Linked DNA regions of Mus musculus: regions 1, 3, 4 and 5 are each linked to region 2. The links are chromatin loops, found by intact Hi-C in ENCODE. Cell type or tissue: left cerebral cortex. All regions are shown on one strand.

Evidence for each region. Peaks named below come from ENCODE experiments on the same cell type or tissue, not always from the same donor. Only the 100,000 strongest peaks of a DNase experiment are listed, where the experiment ranks them.
Region 1: it touches region 2 in a loop (3-fold over the local background); 4 of 42 quality-filtered maps call a loop at or near these places.
Region 3: a loop joins it to region 2, with 4 times the contacts of the local background. A loop is called at or near these places in 3 of 42 quality-filtered maps.
Region 4: it touches region 2 in a loop (5-fold over the local background); 3 of 42 quality-filtered maps call a loop at or near these places.
Region 5: a loop joins it to region 2, with 4 times the contacts of the local background. A loop is called at or near these places in 3 of 42 quality-filtered maps.

Annotation. Positions count from the first base shown.
Region 1 is chr8:74,919,369-74,924,368 of GRCm38, forward strand. No RefSeq gene overlaps it. Among named protein-coding and RNA genes, the nearest start is that of Isx, 49 kb to the left of the region's middle. In left cerebral cortex, a CTCF peak has its summit at 2,743 (motif pointing left); DNase peaks (open chromatin) are centred at 1,508 and 2,746; H3K27ac peaks cover 1,375 bases.
Region 2 is chr8:74,851,429-74,856,428 of GRCm38, forward strand. No RefSeq gene overlaps it. Among named protein-coding and RNA genes, the nearest start is that of Isx, 19 kb to the right of the region's middle. In left cerebral cortex, a CTCF peak has its summit at 2,211 (motif pointing left); DNase peaks (open chromatin) are centred at 1,065, 2,192 and 4,144; H3K27ac peaks cover 68 bases.
Region 3 is chr8:73,609,155-73,614,154 of GRCm38, forward strand. No RefSeq gene overlaps it. Among named protein-coding and RNA genes, the nearest start is that of Large1, 260 kb to the left of the region's middle. In left cerebral cortex, no CTCF peak of the experiment used is centred here; a DNase peak (open chromatin) is centred at 2,639; H3K27ac peaks cover 1,280 bases.
Region 4 is chr8:74,197,344-74,202,343 of GRCm38, forward strand. No RefSeq gene overlaps it. Among named protein-coding and RNA genes, the nearest start is that of Isx, 670 kb to the right of the region's middle. In left cerebral cortex, no CTCF peak of the experiment used is centred here; a DNase peak (open chromatin) is centred at 2,138.
Region 5 is chr8:73,231,390-73,236,389 of GRCm38, forward strand. All of the region lies in intron 1 of Large1 (LARGE xylosyl- and glucuronyltransferase 1), which reads right to left. Among named protein-coding and RNA genes, the nearest start is that of Large1, 120 kb to the right of the region's middle. In left cerebral cortex, a CTCF peak has its summit at 2,122 (motif pointing right); DNase peaks (open chromatin) are centred at 2,118 and 3,007; H3K27ac peaks cover 389 bases.

The sequences.
Region 1 (5,000 bases), 68 kb after region 2:
CAACAGGCCTGAAAGAACTCCACAAAAGACCCTTCATGTGGCTCTCCAGATAGAAGATTCTCTCAAGGAGCCTTGAGGTCACTCTTTGCCACTGAAACACCTTCATCCACAGAAGTCTTAAGGCTCCTCAGCTCTAGCTCAAAACTCAGGTACATCTCAAGATTCATACATACTCACTTGGAAATTCAACTGTCAGTCAGCCTCTGTGGCCCTAAAAACTGTGTGTCCCCTCTATGGCATGGCATTGACTTTGCTCTCAACCTAACACATTTACATTAAATGCAATCCCTGACATGCATTTGTTCCATAAAGGACTGGCAGTAATGTACCAAGATATATGTAAGACACTAAGATCAAAGATCTATAGAACCAAGCAAGTAGGTAATAAAAATGACCGGTGATGTAGCTCAGGGGCAGGATGATTACCTAGCATAGTCAAGGTCCTGGGTTGAATCCCTAGCACCACAAGATAACAAATTTAACAAAGAGAAATTAAAGAAATAGAGTCTATGTCTAACTTTTAAAGATAGGCTCAAGTCTCAGCCAATGGCCATGAAGAGAGTCACACACTGGAATCTGAGCTTCCCACTGACTAAAGGAAAGAAATACATCTAGCTCATGAGGGCCAGACCATCAACGCCCAGGATTCCATTTGCAAGATCCCCTTCAAAATGATTTAATGAACGCTTGGAAGACAGCTCAGTGGGTAAAAGGCTTGCTTCATAAACGTGAGGACCTGAGTGCCATCCCCAGAGCCCATGTGAAATAGTGTTGTGTGCTTATAATCCCAGCACCTGGAAAGTAAAGACAAGTGGATCCCTGGGATGGATGTACTGGCAGCCAGTCGAACCAATCTGGAAAGTTCCAAGCCAGTAAAAGAGCCCATCTCAAAAGCAGAATGAATTGTGCCCAAGTAACGACACCTGAGATTATCCTCTGGCTTCCACATGTGTGCATACACATGTGCACCTACTCCCAAATGTACACAAAAAAGTTGAAGTCATAACAGCAAAAAGAGGATTTTTTTCCTCCTATTCCTGACATTCTAATCTATCAGAGGTACAAGTAGGTCTGTTTGTCACAGGGCCAATTGGAACCACCAATTTCTCTCTTCCAAAATGTTCTAAGACATGAGACACAAAGTATAGAGGCCATTGCAAGAACATTTAGTGTAACTGAGAACAGTGGTCCCTGGTGTGGTAAGAGGTTGGAGTCTGGTGGAGCCAGAACACCTTATTGAGGCTTAAAGATAGTAACCAGTTGCTCATGGCTACAAGGCTAGTCAGTGACAAAGTGAGATCTCTGTAGGCCTAGAGCAGAAATCAGCCAAGCTAAAGAGCCAGACTGAGGATTCCATTGCAGTCAGCCTCTCCAGCCTGGGAGCCCAGATCCAGGCACCAAAATGCTATGGGAGGAGAAAGAACATCATGCTGTCCTACAATCATGGAAATGGAATTTGTGCCCTCATACACAATGCACACAACCTTCTAGGCTACACAGGAGCCTGTGGGAGGCTGTCAAAAGCAGGGGTGGATACCGCTGTGCAGTGACTGGGAATCCTTCCTTCTGTCCGCCTGGCAGATCTGGTGTTGTTCCCAAGCCTATTATAGGCTAGTAGATAAGAGAGAGAAAAATCACTCCGGATGATTCCCACAGGCCACACTCTCCAGCTCCCACAGAGCCCATGAAGGCCTGGCTTCTGCCAGTGTCCCACTCACCCCTGCCTTCTGGGCAGACGGGGAGCTCCTTGAAAGCCAAGTTCCTGAGCAGGTATTGGCAGAGTGTGAAGGGGCTATAAAACCATCAGAGCCAGAGTGTCCTGCCTGTAACAGGGCGGGTTGGTGTAATTTCACAGTGATAAGGGTGGCCTGCAGCTGTGGGAAAGATAGGTGGTCCCATAAAACCCGGTCACCAGCAGGGCATGGGGTGAAAAGGTAGAAGGAGGAGGCAGATCACCCTCACCTAAAGAAGTCCCGTGACTAGAGTCCAGACCTGATTGGTGAGTCCGGGCACAGACACCCAGGGTAACAGGACCTGCTCCTGTTCCAACCCTGGGGCTCCAACCAGACCTAGAGAAGGCCACTGGTTATTGGTACTCTGGTCAGCCCACTTCCATCAAAGCTGAAGTAGGCAGTAAGCTGGAAACTGACTTGACCACTAAGAAGCCATCTGTATCTATGATTCTGCATCCCAACTCATTCTCAGAACCCAGGATCCCTCTTCCTTCGCCATCTAGCACAGGTCTCTTTAGCCTGTGCCAGCCCTGGCTGGATATGCCCTTTGTTCAGACAATTTGAGCATGCCACTCACAGGCAGCTCTGGAAACAAGTCCCTCAAAGAAAGGCCTGTCTGTGCTGAAACACAGGGTACCAGCTAAGGGACAGTCTTCATTCAGTGAGCCCTGGGGAATGGCACTTAACTCCAATCATCTGGAGGTGGCTGGTACCCCTGGGCCTAGGGAGGAACCAGCTGGAAATAAGCCATTTGCCAAACTTCCTACAAGGTATACAGAGAAAACATTTAGTTGACTGCTAAGAGTGAAGAGATACAGCCCAAACTCAGCCATCATGAAAGAGAGAACTCCTTGTCCTGTTACAGAGCCTGCACACAACTTGGATGTTGGTACCACAGAACTAAGGCCCCAGGATATGAGCAGATAGACTAAGGTCTTGACTAGTACCTGCTGAGCTGACAGTTCTTTGTGTTTCAGAATGTGTTCTTGGCTGTTACTGCCACCTCCTGGTTGTCAGTTTCCATCTCTGCAGAATCAGGGGTGATTAAGCTGCCCTCTAAATCTGTGGTTCTCATAAACAAATGTGTAGTCTGCAAGGAGTAGCAGACGGGCTAAGTCAGGTTCTCTGTTCCTCCTACCCAGCAGACAGTGGCATGGGGTTCCTGAAAGAGCACAGGCCAAACAGGGCAGCAGTGTACCCTTGTCCAAGTTCTGCACTGTACAGAAGTGCTCATCTAAGGATAGGCTGAAGTCTTCCTGAAGCAGTGATACACCTTACTCATGTGTAAATGACAACTCTGAGCTCACACTCAAAACCTAGCTCTTATTCCATGACTTCAAGCAATGGGGAGAGCCGCCCTTCAAGATCTTCATATCAGAAATGGGATCACCGGCCTAGTGCCTCCCTATCTCCCGCCCTTCTGACAGTCTGTTGATGTTTAAATGGACCAATCATGTAAAACCTCGCCAATTCCTCCCCCAGCCCCACCCCTTTTCTATAAAAGTCCCTAGCTTCCAAGCCTCGGGGTCGAAACCACTGTCTCCTTCGTGAGATACGTTTCGAACTGGAGCTCCGCCATTATGACTCCACCATGTGGTCGACACCTCTGTCTCCTGCGGGAGATATGTGTCGGCCCGGAGCTCCGTCATTAAACTACCTTATGCTTTAAAAAAAAAAAAAAAAGAAAGAAAGAAATAGGATCACCACTGCTGCCCAGCAGCAAGGATGCTCAGTGGATTGAGAATGTCTATCTTCAGGACAGAGCAGAGACACTAACTCACAGCAGGTTCCCAGCAAGAGTTTTCTCCCACTTCCCCCAGCCCAGATTTCTCCTACCCAGGATTCACTGTTGAGCATGGCTGCCTGCTCTTTGAGACCATCCGTGGATGGAACTTCCCTTCACCATGCACAACTCCTAATGGAATTGTCCCAGTATTCCATTCTAACCCTAAAATACTCACTCTGGTCAGTACTTTTGACCTCTGCTAGTCCAGAGCACTGAGGGTCAGATAAAAATTGAGGTGAACATGTCACAGAATAGCTACATGTGTGGTTTTCTACATTTTTGAAAGTGAACTCAGGTGTTTTCAGCAGATGCCTGTCTGCTGGTCTACATCACCTCTCTCTTGGTTCTGCCACTCCCTACTTGAGAAACAGAGTAACTAAAGAATAGATAGGGTCCCATTTACTTACCATCAGCGACCCATTAAGGATTCTTTACATGCTATCTGATGGCATGTACTGTATTTGCTTACACTCTCTGAGAATGCTCTGAGCTGAGCTTTTGATTGGTTGACTGGTTAACTGGTTCATTGCAACAAGGTCTCATTCTATGGCTTACCATGAAGTCCAAGCAGCCTTGAAACTTGTGGCAATCCTTCTGTCTCAGCCTCCCAAGTATGAATACAGGTGGAGCCACCACACCTAGCTCAGTTAATTTTTTTTATTAGTCATGCTTGGATTGCTTTCAAATCTTTACTAGTACAAGCTCTTTGCCCCTGAGAATTTAGAAGACAAGAGTCATTCTAGAAAGGGGGTTGGGTGGTGGAGGGCTGGAGAGATAGCTCAGCAGTTAAAAGCACTGAATGCTCTTCCAAAGGTCCTGAATTCAAATCCCAGCAACCACATGGTGCCTCACAGCCATCCGCAATGAGATCTGATGCCCTCTTCTGCAGTGTGTGAAAACAGCTACAGTGTATTTACATATAATAAGTAAATAAATCTTAAAAAAAGGAAAAGATAAAAAAGAAAAGTGTGGGGGCTGGTGAGATGGCTCAGCCGGTAAGAGCACTAACTACTCTTCAGGAGGTCCTGAGTTCAAATCCCAGCAACCACATGGTGGCTCACAACCATCCGTAGTAACATATGATGCTCTCTTCTGGTGTCTAAAGACAGCTACAATGTACTTACATATAATAAATAAATTCTTAAAAAAACAAACAAACCACAGATAGCAAGGATCAGAGATGACCCAATAGTTGAAAGTGCTTGTGGCAGCCGGGTGGAGCAGAGGCAGGCGGATTTCTGAGTTCAAGGCCAGCCTGGTCTACAGAGTGAGTTCCAGGACAGCCAGGGCTACACAGAGAAACCTTGTCTCCAAAAAACAAAACAAAACAAAACAAAAAAAAAAGAAAAGTGTGGGGTTGCTTTGACTGCAAATTGAGTGACTCTCCATTGTCTAGGAAACTAGTGCATGCTTTTAACTGGCTGTTTCCAGTGTGTGGTAGGACAGGGAGCTGACAGACACTGGCCACCCTGCTGAGGAGC
Region 2 (5,000 bases):
GTGCATCAGCAATGGGACACTTGCCAGTATGCTAGCACGACTCAAGAGAGGACTTTTGGGAGTGAATTCACTCTCTCTTGTGCTCCTCTACCAGGTGAGAACTGTGAACACTAAAGTCATGTTTTAGGTTTAATTACTGTACTTGAGAGCTATAAAACTAAAATGCCTCAGACCTGTAAGCCCCACTTGCAAAAACTAAGAGAATTCATTCCTGTGGTTTTAAGACACAATGCTTGGTGGCCATCTGGTTCAACAGCCCCTAGAAGTTAAGACCCAGCAAACAGAGTAGCATGCTGGTCACCCTGGGTACAGAGTAATGTATGGCCTCTGATTGACCGGTGGATGAAAGGGAGCCATGAAGTTTGGGCTGGAATTTGACCCATTGTGTACTAATATATGCACAGTGTCATAGGCATTCCATAGGGCTCACTCTTGGACTTGCCTACTTTCAGAGACACCAAGGTGTGGAAAGTATTTTTCCCTACTTGACACAGGGACACTGAAGCTCAGAGCAAGGGCAAAGCCAGGAGCTCTGCCTCAAAAGCCAGAAGTCTGTGTTCTGAGGACAGCTCCAGGGTGGCAGCACCTTGGACAGCGCCTCCATCGCTTCAACACACCCAGATTGGTCCCCCTCCACTCTACAAGATGGCCCACCCACATTCTTCATGTAAACTCTAACCCTGAGCAGTCAGTGGTCTGCAGAGACTTATTTGCACTCTCCTGAGTTCAGTACTTCCACAGCCCCTGACGTTAGCATGAACACCCCACACAATAGAGGAAACTGAGTCTCCAAGTTCCCTAGATCCCTGCATGCCCTCACCTGGGCCCTTAGAGGCAAAAGCACTCCAAGACTTCCACCCTGTGACTTCAGACTAGTACACTTGCCTGGTGCCTTTGGCTGCCCACCCAGGCTTACACCACAAAGAAGGATGTAAAAACACTCCATTGATAGTAGCGTCTGAGCAAAGCTGGAATGAGCGTCTAGAGTCGCCCTGCCTGGGCCATTCTTTTGCAGCTAGGGAAATCTGAGACTCAGAGAGGAAGAGTGGGAGGGAGGGAGAATTAAGCATTGTCACACAACCTGGAAAGCCTGGGTTCTCTTGCTCCACAGGCTCTGATGTTCTTCCTTCTAACCCACAGCTACCTTAAGGATGCCGGGGCTCAGTCAGAAGATTAAAGTAGCAGGAATTTAACACTGGGAATTATCAACTAGCTAGCAAGCAGAAGAGGATTAACAACTAAGAATAGAGAACAGAAATAGCTGATGGAAAACGAGGATTGCACCAATTGTGCTGAGGCAGAAAAGGGAAGGCACACATTTCAAAAACACTTCATCGAACCACCAAACAGGCCTCCCTGTTTAAGCCTCCCTGGAAAGAGGGTGCTCAGCATATCAAGCTGGTGATGTCCAGTCAGGATTTTACTTGCTGGTTGCTGTTGCCTCAACCAAGCAGCACAGACTAAATGACTTAGGCTTACTACACAGAGTACAGGATGAGTGACATGACTGGCCCACATCTAGAACCACAGTTCTGGAATCTGGGAAGTGAAAGGTCAAAATGACATCAAGTTCAGTGTGTGGTGAGGGCTGCCCTCTATTTTTAAGGTGTCTTAATTGATGGACTCTGAATTTTTTAAATGTTCCATCAAGTCTGGTAGAGGGGCACTGGCTGCTCTTTCAGAGGACCCACATTTGGTTCCCCGAAGTCACATGGAGGCTCACAACTTTCTGTTACCTCTTGTTCTGGGAGATCTGACACCCTCTGTGTCTTCCACAAGCACCAGGCACTCGTGTGGTGTAGATATGCATACAGGCAAAACATCCCACATAAAACAAATTTTAATTTAAAATAAAATGTTTTAAAGAAGGATGATAGGGCATGAGGGAGGGGGAGAGCAGAGGGGCTTATTTAACTCCCTCCATCCCTTTTACAAGCTTGCTGGGGACTTAGTCTGCCCTTATGACTTAATCACCTCCATATTATTACATTATCGATTAAGTTTCAACTTGAATATTGGGGACTCATTCCAATCTCAGTAGGCAGAACCACACAGATTGGTTGCTTTCCCCTTGAACATGAGCTGAGTCTCCCCCAAATCTCTAGGCCAGTACTGAAGCACCTGCTCACAGCCAGCCCCAAGAGCAAGAAACCACCGCAGGATCCTAGGAGAAACTACTTTCTTACAGTGCCCTCTGCGGATCAGATTTAACATTGCAGTCACTGGGAAATAAGTATTTACTGCCCTGAGCAGAGAAAGGATGGGTTGAATCTGCTGAGAATCTGCACACATACACCCACCGCGACCAGAGAAAACAGGAGACTCCCAGAATGATACTCAGAACAGTCCACTGCTCAGGCCCCCGCCTTATCAGATCTTTATTTCCTCAGTTGGCTGTTCCATGAATACTGTACAAACTGCCCCTCCCTGATCTGCACACAGTATTATCTAGAAGCATAGTTTTGACTCCTGCTCTGGTCTTGTCTCTGTGCTTAGATCTCATCTCAGCCCTCAGAACTCAACTAATCTTGAGTGGCGACTCAGCAAAGGAAGCACAAATCTGCCCATTTCATAGATATGGAAGCTGAGGTTCCCAGGGCTGAAGCAAACTGCATGAGTTTCTCAGGTTTTACAAGGGGAGCTGAATCCATAATCTCCCTCCTCACTCCTCACAGGCCTCTGCACTTTTGGAGCTGACAGACTATGGAGAAACTCACCATCCACAAGGTTCTTGACAACGTCACAGTCAGAAAGGACCATGCTGTGAATCCAAGCCTACAAAATGCTTCTCGTGACCACTTTGCTCCAGAGTCTCTTTGTTCCCACACACATGCATTATCCTAAGTGGATTCTGCCAGCTTGTAACTCCAGCACAGTGTGGCTCCAAACAGGTGCCTAGGGACCACTACCACTGTCCCTGGGGCCCAGTTTCAGTATTAGAGTGTTTGGGGGTTAAAAGACAAATTTTGAATCATTTACATTTTAAGATATTCCAAAAGACATCCCCACAGAGCTGAATGTTGAATTAAAAAAAAAAAAAAAACTCAAGGTGAACAAAACTGCCTGCTGCCTGCAGAAGCATCCTGACTCTGCCCCTCCCTTCAGATGGGTTCTGAAGGACACGGAGACTCTGTAAAGTCGATAGGCATTTCATATCCTCCAGAGTTCATTTGGACCCCAAGACCATTTCCCACAGCCATCATAGAGTCACCTGAGGTGGGGAATCAGATGGAGCAGAAGGGACAAAGAGGACACAGGCAGAGCAGGTGTCTGAAGAATAAGGACAGAAGTCAGACAAAGCGGGTGCTCTGCTGAGGCCTGTTGCTAAGGCTTGGCCCTGTGCTCTCCTACTGGTGGACCTTCTGCTCTGCATCGCACTGATTCCCTCTCTCCTAGATTGCCTTGGACCACAAAGATCATGTGTGAACCACAGCCTTAGCAGAGAGAATCAGCTAGAACCCACTTCCTTGGCCTGGAAAACTCCGCGCCCTCAGTGCAACAATGGCTCTGGGAGAGCCATGGGTCCCAAACATATGGCTACAGCTCCGAAGCTCAAGGTAGGAGTGAAAACATCACTAATGACTTCAGGCAAGGCCTCAAAAAGGATGGTGTATGGCCTGGCCCTCTAGATTGTTTCACCTAGGCAGGTTGCACATATGACCCCTTCTCTGGTAAAGCCAATATCTCAGCCTTTCTGAGCTTACCTAGGAGGTGGCTGGGCAGACCTGAGCAATTCTGAGCATGTGTGGGCCAGTGATGCAGGCACATCTCTGTTTTATTCCCTATTATCCCTGTAATGGGATACATAGTGTGTAATAGGTACATGAATCAAACAAGAATCACACTCTCCTTCCATTCCTGAGGCTCTACTGGAAACCTTACTCCATCCCTCTGCCTTGGCCAGCTCTTCTTCATCTGGCCCATCTGACATTTCTGAGCCTGGCAAACAGAGACTAGAGAGTGGCATGGATCAAATCATCTGAAGAGCCATTCTCCTTTCACCCTTGAAAACCAATCTCTTTCCAAGAGTGAGGGCTTGGAAGATCCAAACAGTGGCCCATGGGGCAGACTCATTGGCTGGGAATGTCCTGGCTACTTCATCCCCCACAGGACCCACCTCTCACCGCCTGCCATCTGGCTGCCTTCCTCAGCAATTTTCCCTATACCCACACACTCTCTAGTGCATCTTTCCCACTAAGGAGGAGGCTCTGCAGGCTAGTACAACCAGAACCACATAACCAACCATCTAGATCTGGCTGCCAAGGCCACCGGATACCACTCTGTGCTTCAGTTTTCTCGGGACTTGCCAGTGTCTTCCTCGCTGGTGTATGGTAGAAATTCCTTAATTCTCCTTTTGGAAACATGGCCCAAGATGGGTGTGGACTGCAGCTAAATTGATGTCTTGATTCCCTCTGCTACTTCTGGACCCCAGCCCTAGCCCTGCCATGCCCAGTCCTCAAGACTGGCTTTTCATTCTGTAGAAGAATGAACTCAAGCTACAGCCTGGGCACTTAGCCCAGTCAACTGTGAAAGCACCCATCCCTTGAGGAGCTCTCATATAACATCTTTCCTTACTAAGTATGAAAGTTCCAAGTGGAGGCACCCCAAAAGATGGTGCAATGGTCAAAACACTTGCCTTGATAGCCCAAAGACCTAGTTAGGTTCAAACCTGTGTTTTTATAAAGAATCTGGCATGGCAGCACATGTTTTAATCCAATCCAAGTGCTGGGGAAGCAGAAACAGGTGGATCCTTTGGGCTCAGTGGCCAGTCAGCCTAGCCTACTTGGTGAGCACCAGGCCAGGGAGAGACTTTGTCTCAAAAAGAAAGAAAGAAAGAAAGAAAGAAAGAAAGAAAGAAAGAAAGAGAGGAGAGGAGAGGAGAGGAGAGGAGAGGAGAGGAGAGGAGAGGAGAGGAGAGGAGAGGAGAGGAGAGGAGAGGAGAGGAGAGGAGAGGAGAGGAGAGAAGAGAAGAGAAGAGAAGAGAAGAGAGGAGAGGAGAA
Region 3 (5,000 bases), 1.2 Mb before region 2:
TCAACAGAAGAATGGATACAGAAAATGTGGTACATTTACACAATGGAATACTACTCAGCTATTAAAAACAAAGAACGTATGAAATTCTCAGACAAATGGATGGATCTGGAGGATATCATCCTGAGTGAGGTAGCCCCATCACAAAAGAACACACATGATATGCATTCACTGATAAGTGGATATTAGTCCAGAAACTTAGAATACCCAAGATACAATTTGCAAAACACATGAAACTCAAGAAGAAGGAAGACCAAAGTGTGAGTACTTTGTTCCTTTTAAGAATGGGGAACAAAATACCCATGGAAGGAGTTACAGAGACAAAATTCGGAGCAGAGACTGAAGGAACAACCATCCAGAGACTGCCCCACTTGGGGATCCATCCCATAAAAAAAAAACACCAAACCCAGTCACTAGGCAGATGCCAACAAGAGCCTGCTGAAAGAAGCCTGATATAGCTATCTCCTTTTAGGCTCTGCCAGTGCCTGGCACATACAGAAGTTGATGCTCACAGTCATTCATTGGACGGAGCACGAGGTCCCAATGAGGGAGCCAGGGAGCTGAAGGGGTCTGAAGTACCATAGGAAGAACATCAATATGAACTAACCAGTACCCCCAGAGCTCCTTGGAACTAAACCACCAATCGAAGAAAACACATGATGGAACTTGTGGCTCTAGCTATATGTAGCAGAGGATGGCCTAGTTGGTTATCAATGGCAGGAGAGGCCCTTTTTCCTGTGAAGGCTCTATGCCCCAGTATAGGGGAATGCCAGGCCCAGGAATGGGAGTGGGTGGGTTGGGGAGCAGGGGGAGGGATGAGGGGATAGGGGTTTTTGGAGAAGAAACTAGGAAAGGGGATAACATTTGAAATGTAAATATAGAAAATATCTAACAAAAAATTATCAAACAATAAAAAAAAGAAATTTGAAATTACTATGTTCTTGGGTAAAAGCTTGCTATTAAGTTTTAAGGCCCAATGACAGTGTGTGTGTGTGTATGTGTGTGTGTGTGTGTGTGTGAGAGAGAGAGAGAGAGAGAGAGAGAGAGAGAGAGAGAATAAGGATGCTCAGATATGCATGTAGAGATCAGAGATTGCTATTGCATGTCTTCTATTTCTCCTATCTTATGTTCTGAAACAGGGTGTGTGTGTTTCTCAACTTGGACCTTACCATCTCCTCTAGACTGGCTGGCCCCAAGCCCATTGATCTGTGTAACTCCAAGCTCCCAGTGCTGCAGTTACAGATGTGTAGATTTGCACCTAGCTTTTTCCATTACTGCTGAGGATCTGAACTGAGGTTTTCTTGTTTGCACAGCAAGCATAATACTCAGTAAGTCATCTCTCAAGCCTGTTCTACCAAGATAAAACATACAGTCCAGTGTTTCTCAACTGGGGCACATCTTCCCACAAAGGGGACATTTTGCAAAGTGTGAAAACATTTTTGGTTTTCATAATCCAGATGGTGCAGCTGATAAGCAATTGACATCTAGCAGGCCAAGAAAGGTGCTTTAAAAATCTATAATAAACAGGACATCCCCACAACAACAAAATTTCCACTTCCAGAGGTCAATAATAGCTAGGTTGAAAGATCTCACCTTAATCAGAATGGGTTGGAGTCTCATTAATTCTTTGATTTGCATATTCATTTAGCAGTTGACTATGAAGAGGCCAGTAGGTGTCAAGAACCATTTTGCTTGCAGTATAAACTGAGCAATGAAGTCCAGATACCTGTTCCCATGGAGATAATAGTGTGGTCGTATACATCAACAATAAGTACATAAATACATAAGACCACTGAGAAAGTAATATTGGCACAAATACAAAAATTATAAAGAAGTGAATTTGTGCTAGGACTTGGGCTATGTTAGCTAGGAGGTCACAGGATGTCTCCCTGAGTGTCAGCATTTGTTCTGAGATGTGAACAAATGTAGTGTGTGTGTGTGTGTGTGTGTGTGTGTGTGTGTGTGTGTGTGTGTGTGTGTGTGTGTGTGTGTGTGTATGTGTTGGGGAGGAACCAAAATACCTGAAAAAGAACAAAGAATGAGTAGGAGAAAGAGTAGGAGAAAAGGTTAGGGTACCTCAGCTGATGTTAATAAACCTGTTCTGGAAAAGGCCAGGTGTTAAATATTATCAACTTCGGGGCCTATACAGGCCTCTCTCAACTACTCAATCCTCTCCTTGTCTTGCACAAGCAGCCATTCATGCTATACAGACAAGTGGATCTCCAATAAAACGTTTTTATAAAGTTGGGCTATTTGTCCAATGTCTGGTATAAGACCTTATAGGACACAAGAAAGTATTTCAGTTTTAAATGAACAATTTTAAACAGGGGAATTAATAATGACATTTTCAGACTGTCCTTCAAAAGAATAATGTAGCCACTGTCTCGGTAGCCTTAGGCTCCTCATTTCATCTCTCTGGGCCAGAATTTCCTGATGTTTAAAATAGAATTGGCTGGTCCCCTAGATTGATGTTAGGCTGGGGCGACACAGATGGAGCGAACGAAGTGTAGTTTGCAAATGTGAGTTATCGTGACTGTTAAAAGTGTTCCCATCTGTGGAGGCCCCGAGCCCTCCCATGTACCGCTACAGCGTTCTAGTATGAGCGATCACACCAATTCATAGCAGGAGGAACTTCCTCAAACTCAGGAGGCAAAATTACTCACTTGCCATCACATAAGGAAAAGCAGTTGTGTTTGGGTTCCCACCTGCCAGCCTGCGTAATTTCAGCTCAAATATAGACTTCGTGCTCATAGCCTCATGGGGCTGCTTCTCCCCTGGTAAGCCCACAAGTTTTATTTTCTCTGCAGAGGCCTCACTTCTCCACCAGCAAAGAGATTTTCTTTGCCTGGCTTATTCTTGACAAATATACCATCCAGTCTGGAAAGTGTCCAGAGGAAGCTCAGAGTGAGTTAAAGGGCGATGAAAAGACAGGTGCAAGGTCCCAGGCCAACAGGTGGCAGGACTCCAAGGAAGGTGCAGGTGCTTTGGACACTTCTCACATGGGAAGCTAGGTCAGGTCAGGGGCATCCTACTTAGGGCAGTGCTCAAACTCCTTCCCATGATCCTCCAGGATATAGCTCAATATTGCCTCTCTCACTCTGCTCTTAGAATGGTCACTCCTCCTGCTGTGGTCACAATGTTTGCCCCAAACACCAGACACACATTTCCTCGGGGCCTCTTTCAAGCTTTCTAGTTAACATCATTCCATCTTTTTCTTTGCCTGTCTAGCAACTTCACAAAAATCTCCATTGTAGTTTTCCTGGACAAAGATCTTCTCTTTTTTTTTTTTTTTTTTAAAGATTTATTTATTTATTATATGTAAGTACACTGTAGCTGTCTTTAGATACACCAGAAGAGGGAGTCAGATCTCGTTACGGATGGTTGTGAGCCACCATGTGGTTGCTGGGATTTGAACTCTGGACCTTCGGAAGAGCAGTCGGGTGCTCTAACCCACTGAGCCATCTCACCAGCCCAAGATCTTCTCTTTGCAGCACACTCTGCCTATCACTTTTTATCCATTATTCTGTTATATTTAGTGCTCAATAGTGTAACACACACATCTACTTACCTGGAATTGAAGTCTAGAACGATTTGTTTATCTGCTTCCTGTCTGTCTGCCAACCTTAGAATATAAGCAAGTTAAAGGCAGAGATCCATCACATGCATGCTGTCCCTCTGAGTCCTGCTCAGGAGTACTTGGCATTCAAATAATTATTCTGAAAGAATGAAAAGTCCTTAGTGAGAATGGGACAGATGCTAGGTGCACCTAGTCAGCTGGTTACTTGTGACTCAAGCCAGTAGCATTTGAGCTCTATAACAGATGACAGTAACCCAGCCATTTGAAATCTGGACTCTGTAAAATATTCAGGCTATCTTAAAGTAACACTAGCTTTTAAAACAAATAGACCTTCGTATTTCACTAAAACCATCTTTGTTTTGTTTTTGTTTTTGTTTTTATTTGTTTGGTTTTTTGAGACAGGGTTTCTCTGTATAGGCCTGGCTGTCCTGGAGCTCACTCTGTAGACCAGGCTGGCCTCGACCTCAGAAATCCACCTGCCTCTGCCTCCCAAGTGCTGGGATTAAAGGCATGCGCAACCACCATCCGGCTGACCATCTTTGTTTCACACTCATTTAGCAATCTATTGTGGCTTTTTTTCTATTAATGAAAGACTTTATGTGATTCAGGAACTCTGGCTCCTTCAGTTTCTGTGGCCTGTCATCACTAAGAATTGTGACTCCTCTGATTCCAGTTTATGTTGAGGAGAGAAAAACTGGAAAAGGCATGCACACTTGCCATACCCCAGGGCATAGAGGATTCCCTGCCTTACTTCTACTCTTTTCTATCCTTCTTCCATTGGTATGAAAAGATCATGTCTTTACCTAGCTGCAAGGGAGGATCAAAAACTTGACCACCAGCTGCTTAACAGCAACAGCTCTGTACAAAGAAATACTACGTGCTCTCAACTCCAACTGCTGTTCGATATTTGACTGTCTTTATTTCTTCTATGTTGACAACTTTGCCCAGAACTAGGACAACTTTGTCCTAACACAAATAGCCAGTAGAGATCCTCAAGCTTGCCAGCCTATAAATCTTTGAAATAAATTCAAATCCCATGCAAACCACAAACATGGCCACTTTCCTGTTACCACCATTCCTAAGGTAGCCTTCAGGATGCTCCTAGGAAGCAAGTTAATCACACATCTCGGAAAGAATATTCTGCTGACTTTTTCATACATTACTGACTCCTTAGATCCCTGAAATTGCTTCCATTGAAAGTCACCAGTGACCTTGGTATGAACAGGATTTTCTCTCTACAGACTATATTCTATATGCCACCTCTGCAAAATTTGATACCATTTGATTCCTGCTGGTAGCTCATGATTTTCTGAGCTCTCAATTCTCTGTGTTTATCTCTGACCATCCTCACCCTGTCCTTTCCTTTCTACTCAATGTTGGTGTCACTTAAATCCTCCTCTCCTTATTAGCAATGTTTTGCTGAGAA
Region 4 (5,000 bases), 650 kb before region 2:
CAGGGCCAAAGGGGGGGAGTGGGTGGGTAGGGGAGTGGGGGTGGGTGGGTAAGGGGGACTTTTGGTATAGCATTGGAAATGTAAATGAGCTAAATACCTAATAAAAAAAAAAAAAAAAAAAAAAAAAAAAAAAAAAAAAAAAGAAGCTTCTAAGCAATATGCAACAACTATCCAAACTACAAATAAATGTTTATATTTGAAAATAATAGTCAAAAGAACCAACATGGAATACAATACTTTAAAAAAACCCTGCCATTGAGAAAGGGATTTATTTAGGTCACAATTCTAAGTTATAGTCCATAATTACAATCACAGGGACAGGAGATTCGGACAGTTATCACTACATAGCCACAAGCAAGGACAGAGAGAGGTAAACATAGGAATATTTAGTACTTTCTTTAATCGTATACAACCCAGTACCACCCACTTTCAGGATGGATCTTCCCATGTCAATTAAGTCAATTAAGACAAACTACTTTAGATATCTACATGGGCCAATTTGACCTTGATAATCTCTTATCGAGTCTCTCTTCAGTTAACAAATTAAAACTGACCATCACAAGGAAGATGGATTTGTGATTCTCCATGGACATTAGAAAAAAAGGTACAGAATTTTATGCATAGTCAAATTCAGTCCCCACACTGAAGATAGGGACAATAGAGTAGCTTTGGATTCAACATGGGTTAGCCTGTTCCTAGTCTCCTTTGTTGTTACAATAAAATGACCTGGAGACGAGCAACTCGTTTCCTAACTTGATCTGTACACTTGAGGAACAGGTGTGGAGTATTCCAGCTTGAGGAACTAGTTAGATGTCTAAGGTTGACAAAGAATAATTATGTTACCAGATACACAAGTAAAAACTTCAAGAATTTCAGGCAGGTTATATGAATCTGGCACTAGTGCTCAGTGGAAAGAGAACAGAAAGTATACCACAGGAAAATGCCATTTCAAACTACATGTGGCTTTTAGAAGAACTCCATGGTCATTCAGCCAGGACAGATATTTGGAAATTCCAAACTGTACAAACTCCCTCATGGAGCTAGCAGGCCAATATTCATCTCTGCCCTCTTCCAACTAAACTTTGCTCCTCCAGCAGTGTAGGGCTTGTGCTCAGACCTAGGCCAGTCTAATGCATGTGAGTCACCTCCCACTTCAATCTGTCTACAGTCTGCGAGATAATGTACTGGAAACCTCAAACTGTTTCTTTTTTATTATGAAATCTAAACTCCACTGTTCCATAGACTTACAGTTTGCCCCAGCACTAAAAATTAGACCCACACACATGGATGTGCTTTAATTACTACAAGTACTTACAATAGACATACTTTGAAATACACAAATTAATACCAAACATTTAGATATGGATATTTAAAAAGCTATGTAGGGCAATGACTAGTTTTATATTAGACATCCCTAACATACACACAAGAACATGCACCATCACCATCACTACAACCACCATCACTGCTGAACATTATGAATAGCTTTCTAGCCTCAAAATACCATGTGGCTATGGTTCAGCCAAGGTTCAGTGAACATTTCCTCAACCATATCTCTACCACAAGTTTTGTGCTAGATGCTTTGGACAACACAAAATATAATCAAAAATCTGCCCTTATTGTAGGAGAAACTGTGTTGTCTAGGTAGACACACTTCTGTATGTATAGTCAGTATATTCTCTAAAAGAAGAATTGGAATGTTCTTAGTACAAAAAAAATGTTATGCATGCCTTAAGATAATATAAGTAATAGTTTTCTATGCAATTTGATTATTGCATGTTGGGCACGTGTATAGACACTGTTCGTACCCAATAAAAATGTGTGGTAGTCAAAAATAAATAAAACATAAAAATTGCAACTTACTGTAACTTCTACTCATTCGCCATTCTACATTGTATCCACTACTAAAGGTCAAAAGAAATTATGGGTGGGAGGGGACATTTCTTCTCCCTTGTTGAAGCTAACAAATTTGTGGGTAGTAGTTCAGACCATAAATCTTACCACATTTTCTAGGACAGAGTTACCATGTCTTAAAATAAATGCACAATGTTCTTCCCTCCATGGTCTTCCCACACAAGGATTTAGAAGCTATAGCCAACTTGGTATCCTGTTATTGTGACCTCCTCTCATTTCTTCCTTGAATGCAAATACAACCAGCATGCCACAATTGTGTTTCCATGGCCAATGCTTCAAGGGAGTTCATGATGTTAAGATCCATTGGGCCTTGCTAGAAGGTAGAAATCTCAATGTTTTTACCCTGCTCTATCTATGCTGCCTGAGATGCTCTCTTGTGAGGTAAAACAGTGACATGGAATCACCACAAATTATATGCTATTCTCTTTTCTTTTTTTAAAAAAATTAGGTATTTATTTCATTTACATTTCCAATGCTATCCCAAAGTCCCCCACCCACTCCCCCACCCACCCACCCCCACTTCTTGGCCCTGGCATTCCCCTGTACTGAGGCATATAAAGTTTGCACGACCAATGGGCCTCTCTTTCCACTGATGGCCAAATAGGCCATCTTCTGATATATATGCAGCTAGAGACACGAGCTCTGGGGGGTTACTGGTTAGTTCATATTGTTGTTCCACCTATAGGGTTGCAGATCCCCCCAGCTCCTTGGGTACTTTCTCTAGCTCCTCCATTGGGGGCCCTGTGATCCATCCAATAGCTGACTGTGAGCATCCACTTCTGTGTTTGTATATGCTATTTTCATTGTAAGTAGCTTTCCTAAGGACAGGTTGTTCTTGGCTTTCTTATCTATATTGCCATCAGAGCCACACCCCAGTTTTAAGGGAATAAATTTTTAGTCTTTCTTAGCAAACTAAGTTATCTGTTGCTCAAATGTCACTAGTTTCTTCTTAAGGCATTCATGAAGGCTGTCTTTATATCCCTAATTGTAGGGACCTTATGACATTGAGAAGCCTCTCTTCTCATCTTTGTATACTTTAGAGGACTAAAAGAGTTTATTATTATTATTATTATTTATTATTATTATTATTATTATTATTATTATTATTATTGTATATGTCAAGACTCTCTGCAGCTTCTTTTTCATGTCCTTATTTTCATTCCATGTTGTGAAATGGAATAGATTTAACAACCCAATGTTCTTTTAGTTTAACAACTTTTCAACTCAGCTACAATCCCCTTTAGTCATGTCAAGGTCTGATAACGCAAAGGAAAGAAGTATTCCCAAGTTTCTATTCTTTTCCTGTAATTGACTTTTCTGGTTAGTGCTCAGGTCAGACATGCTGCTGTTCACCTGGCATACCCTTGTTCACACAGCTAAAGGAGCATAGCAGCTGGAGTACAGAATTGCTAGAAATGAATTTTCAGGCTCTACACATCTCCATTTCATTCATAAGCAAATAGATCCTTCTCCAGGCCCTAAATAGGACTTGGCTTTAATAACTCATGATCAGAACATTTGCAGAATGTGCATGCAAAACTATACCTGGTTCAATTCTTACTTCTGTCACTTCCTATCTCTCATGTCCATTGCATAGACAGATTTCATTCTTCTCTCATGTTTGCAAACCAGAGGTATAATAATCTCACAGAAATTGTTTGGGGACAAAACAATATATTTGTGACACAAAATAGCACCTAATGCACAAAAGGTGCCCTAAAATGTGAGTTAGCTTCAATTCTCCAGTTTACAAGGTTGTTTGAATATATTATCCAATGACACTGAGAATTTACTTGATCTAATTTTCAGCCCTCAGGCAATGCATGTCATTGTGTGTATAAATACATTCTTTTCCAGAAAGAAGGAAAAATATGAACTATAGAAGATCTAGGATAACCTTCTATTTAAAAAGTTCTCCATTATAAACAACTTTCATTATTTATGTTTCCATCTCTCTGTCTACCAAATGCTTAGGTTGAACTAGATCATCCCCAAGGCCTTGCACTCTATTCTTACTCTCATCTGTTATTCTTGTAGCAATCAAAAACTAGTTTTATTCTGTTCTTGAAGGAGAAAATGAGGAGAGATGTTACATTCCGAGTCTCCCCTTTCCTCCACAGGCTCTAGGGAAGACCTGTGTCTGCTTCAACTCTATTCTTTCTGATGGAAGTTTTACCACCTTTTTCTCATGCACAGATGGAAAAGATCATATGCTTAATACATTAACCACAGTAAGAATCAGAGGTTTTTAAGGCATGGTTGTCTATAGTTTATAATTTGTCCAAAACACAACTCTGAAAGTTGTCTGATACCCCTCTAGGTATCCAAATAGTCAATACTTAAGTAAAGTTTTTGTTCCTCTTTATGAAAGCATTTTATGTCATTACATCCAAATTAGCTGGCAATATGCTTTCAACTAACTCAGTATTTCAATAATTAGAACAGCTATATCAGTCATCTTTGAAGTGACATTAGAGTAACTGGACACTCGCCGAGGGCATCCTCTGTAGCCAGCATCAATTGTGTTCCAAGTCATATACAGGTCCACTGATATTTGAACAGAAAATCCCTTGTCTCCAACTAGGGACAGTCTTGGCAAACAAATTCCCTGATACATACACAATTAGAATAGAAGCTAAGAGTAATTTGAATATCCAGTTAATAATTATACTAGATGACATTTGAAACCCTTTAAATTTTTCTTAATCCTATATATGTCTAAAATCTCTAGATTAACTGTCAGGATTAGCTACATAGTGCTCAGGGTATATTACTTAAAATGACAATAAAGTAAATTAAGTGTGTAGGTGATAAAAACACTAGTTGCAAAAAACAAAATTGAAACCAAGTTAATTTGTATGATTAAATACAGACTATCTGCTGAAAAATGTTCATGTGCATTGTAAAATGACTGTGAATATATACTATTTACTCTCTGCTCCTGTTAAGTTATATTGCATTATATTACAAATATAAGTGACAACATGTAAATTTTTCTGTATTGGACTTCTTCAATTTAGCAATAATATTCTATAATTCCTTTTTTTTTCTTTTTCTTTTTTTTTTTCTTTTTTTTTTAAGGTTTT
Region 5 (5,000 bases), 1.6 Mb before region 2:
GCAAATATGTACTTGGCTCAACATTGAGACATGCACCTCCCAAGACACTGAGTGACTATTTGCAGAGAGAAAGTTTCTTTCGCTGGATCATGCAAGGGCATAGAATTTAAACCAAGTCTTTTTACTCTATACCCAAGACATTTTAAGCTCCAGTGCACTACACTTCAACTGCTTCAAAAGCAAGGAAGTATTTGTTAAGGGAATAAAAAGACATCTAAGATTTTTTTTTTCCCTTTCAGTATCTGTAACTCAACAGAAAGACTTAACAATTCATACTACCTAGAGATTTCCATGTATCTTTTTGCCTTCAAATTTATGATGAAAGACCAAGTTGCGCCTCTCTGAAACTCGACCAAGGTTTAAGTGTGTCCAACCTGTCACAAAGACATTTTTAAAGTCCTCATTCTGAGCATCTGATTGTCGGCCATACCAGCTTCTCAAATTCAGCAAAATGTAAGCTACAATTGGCATATGTTTCTAGGAATGGTGGCTGCTGTGCATTTTGTGTTCAGAAAAATACAGAGGCAGAATATTTATTTAGATAACTTCAGAACTTTTAACATCTCCCACCCCCATGCTACTCCCCATGCTCAAAATGCCTGTAGGCACATGTCCTTTCAAGGTGAACATCAGTAAAGTCTATCCAAAACAATAAGCTATAAATAAAATTTCCTTAAGAGAACATAAAGAATGCAAACCTTATATTATAATTTATGTTAGTTAGGGAGAATTTGAAATGAGAAAATAACTCTTTTTTTTTTCCCTAGGAGAAAATGAGAAATTCTCATGATTGATGCAATCAATAACTGAAATAAAAACATCTATGTGACATCCATGGAAAAGCCTGCAGTCACTTTCAAATCTTCACCAAGTAGTTTAGGCACATAAGACCAAACAGCTGTAATAATAATAATAATAATAATAATAATAATAATAATAATAATAATAAAAAATTAACAGTGAGAACCAGGTCTGGGAAGGAGGGAACAAGACATTGTGGCCTTGAATCCTGGCAGTAAACTTGACCTTATACATCAGTGACTTCTGTATGACACAGAGGGAAAGTAAGTCATGTAATACAAAGCTTAAATGACATTTACTCTTTTCTACTGGGGAAGGAAGAGAAATACTACTTTACAAACTTTTCTATAACATTGTTATATATCCTTGGTTTAATTTTATTGTTGGAAATTTTGCTATTGAGAAGACATTTTAGCATGGGCTGACTGCATTCAGAAGAAAAGTATCTAGGGAAAGTGCTACAACACAGCACAGACCATTTCAAGGAAAACCCTTCAACTTCTTTGGCCAGCAAGCCAAAGGCCCATTATGAGGACCCACATTCACCAGCTACTACCATGGGGGCTACCATTACTGCCATCAGGGCTACAAATGCTACAACTCAGATTCCTACTTACAACTACCATTATTTTTCCTAGAAAAATATGATCTTATTTGTGTCATCTTAATAGTAATGTCATCTGACTCAATAAAGGTTATAAAATAATCATACTCATTACTCAAACATCCATAGGCAGATTTCATGGAAACTGTCCCTATTTCCATCTGATTAAGGAAGCCAAAAAAGCAACCTGAAGAGTCTAATGTTCCCTACTAGCCAGTGGTAGAACTGAAGTTCAGACACCCTGACATCTGCTCCTAAATCAGTCTTACTGAGACAGCATGCACAACACCCTGGGTACAGATATTCTGGGATTAGAAACCAGACGTTACAAGACATGTCCGGGGGAATCTCTAAAAGGAGAGATGATACAAAAACAAAAATCAAAGCTATCTGCTATAGTTTGAAAGTCCCTTCTAAACTTTTGTTGAAAGTTAATGGCCACTGTCGGAGCAATCAGTTGCCAGGCCCTCGACTGGTCCATACCACTGCCTCCCTATCCCTTCCCTAGGTAACATTTTTCCCGTTCTTAGAAAAGAGAAATTCAGGAACTTTCTAAAACTACACCCATAAGGAGAAAAGAGAGAAACAGTTCAGTTTCTACAGTGTTTGCCTCACAAGAATGAAGAGCCAAGTTTGGATCCCTAGTGCCCACATAGAGAAAAGGAGGAGGAAGGCTTTAGTAATTGGGAATCTTAGCTCATGCCTTCTATAATCCTAGCACTAGGGGGCAGAGACGGCTAGATCTATGTAGCACACTAAAAAGTCCATTTAGCTGAATTGATGAGATCCAGGACTGGTAAATGACATTGCTGAAAGGGGAAACGGGTGGCTGTAGAGAGTTGAAGGGAAGTAGGAAAAGGGAAGAAGAAGGGAAACGGGAAGGAAGTTGAGGAAAGCTTGGAAAGACACTAACACAGAACATCCACTCTAAGCCAAGAACAGTCTCCTTTAATAACCATGAATAACCTTAGCACCGAAAGTACCCAAGATGGTAAATGTGGTCAGAGTAGACTGAGACCAAGGATCAGGGATGGGCCATGCTCTTCTGTGGTGCCAGAAAGATTAATGAGCTGTATACACAGGCATTTCAGAGATGACTGCACAATATAGCGTCACTATTCCCACTAGCTTCCCAAACAAAAACTAGAAAAAATGCTCTAAAACTAACATCAGTCCGTCCCCCACCCCCATCACCTAGGGTCAGAAAAATGTTGTAATGTTAAAAATATCCTGACTGAAATAGAAAAGGATTTAGCCAAAATCCTAAGGCTGATAGGAGACCAGTCTTCTCCAGGATTCAAGCAGAAAAGACAGTCTCAACTTCTGCTTAATATACACAATATCCACCAAGACAAAGGCAAAGAAAGCCCTGAGAAACACGGAACCATGGCTTCCTACAACCCGAGTTATCTATTTACAAAAGGACTTAAAGCTCTTTCTCTTTCTTATATTAGCAGTGTAGGAAGTGAAAGCCCTTAAAGTAACCAGCTGCCATCCTCAAACCTGAAACAAATTTAGGTCAGGAGTGAGGTTCACTTTTGAAACCCTGTCTCAAAAGAATATATTGGCAAGTAACAGCAGACACCCAGCACCCTCCTCAGACTTGTACCCACACATACTCTGTGCATACATCACACACCCACAAGATGCACTACGATCTACACTCAGAAAATCAGCTTCTGGAACTGAAGAGATGGATAAAAGCACTTGCTGTGAACACAAGAGGATCTGAGTTCAAAGCCCCAGTATCCAAGTTAAAAAAAAACAACAAAAAACAAAAAACAAAAAGCAAAAAAACTTGCTTCTGGATGTATCTTTCTATAACCTGAAAATTAGGGGGATGGAGACAGGCTGGTCATCCTAGTGACCTCACTATCAGCCTAGGTGAAACAGGAACTTTAGGTTCAGTGAGAAACCCTGTCTCAAAAGAATATATTGGCAAGTAACAGCAGACACCCAGCACCCTCCTCAGACTTGTACCCACACATACTCTGTGCATACATCACACACCCACAAGATGCACAAAAAGATTAGCTCTTGGACAAGAATGGTGATGGCCACTGTCATTTTCAGTGTTCCTCCAACCCCCCCACCCCCAGACACACGGCAAGCCCTTCTCCCTGGCTACAGCCTGCAAAAGACACCTGCTAATCCACAAACTTTTTGACTTCTTGGAAATATGGTCCTCTGCCTTAAGCGAGGCAAGCCCAAGCCCTATTTTAAAGACACTCCTTTCACTACTTACCTGTCACAGTCATAAAAATGGGGAAGGGGTTGAGAACACTGGCTTTCATTCAAATGAACCTAAAAAATAAAGAACTCTAATAAAGAAGGAATAGGCTACAATGGTTTTCTTTTCCTTTCTCTGTATTTCATTTTCCAGTTTTTCTATAAGGCCTCTCTGTATGCTGCAACATGAAGAAAAATTAAATTTACTACTGCTGAGGCAAAATCAGGGCTCCTTTATTATAAGGCTCTGAACCTGAAGAAAATATGTTTATGTTTGATGAGATGCCCACTCCCTATTGAAAAATCCAGAAGCTTCTAGGACCCACATGATGTCGATATATTAACTTGTGAATAATTGAAAATGTTAATAAAGAACAGTCTATCCCCAGTCTCTAGACCACATGAAGTTGGTAGCTTAGTTGGAAGATGGGGGAGGGGGACTCAGGGACCAGCCATCCCAGCTGTCCAGAAGGCTCAGTCTGGGACATAGAGGACTTCAGCCTACAAATGTGCTCTTAGGCAAATTGCTCTCAGGATGGAGAGGCAGTGAAAGTAAGAGGAGCCAGTTAAAACACAGATCAGAATTCCAACTCCATGTGGACAAATTCTCTACACTCGGTTTCTTCATCTACAACTACCAACTACAGCCCTGAGTGTCCAATATGGGAAGACTCTGAGAGCAAGTGAGAATATTAATCATATAAAATGAGGCCAAAATATATGTGAGGCTGACTGACCAAGGACAGACAACACAAGCCCTGTCTGCCTCAAGGGAACATGGGGTTTTAGGGCTAGTAACAGCTTTTGTTCATCCTAGTCTAAGAGAATTGGTCTTTTACAAGGTTTGAATCTTCACAAATTGCATAATCTGACAAAAATCAGTTAATCTTAAACCTCAGCTTCTTCACCTAACTGCTTAAGCAGCAGAGCCAAATTACAAGGTTGCTAAAAGCTCATCACAGAATGACTTCAGCACTTGCGACCGAGTACAATGCATGGTGGACCATCAATACTTCATCCCATACCCCATTTGCTACAATTACATAAGGAGATCTACTTCATCTACATGTACAGATTTAAGAAATTTGATCACTATAGTAACCACAGCTCCATATGCATACTTACATGGAGTTTTTGTTTTGTTTTATTTCTATTTTTCTTATATTGAAAACAGATTTTCTTTCATATAATATATTTTAATTAAGGTTTCCCTTTCCCCCAACTCTTCCCAGGTCCTTCCCAACTCTCATTTTCTCTCCTTAAAAAACAAGGCATCGGGGCTGAAGAGATGACTGAGTGATTAAGAACACTGACTGCTCTTCCAAATGTCCTAAGTTCAGTTCCCAGCAACCACATGGTGGCTCAC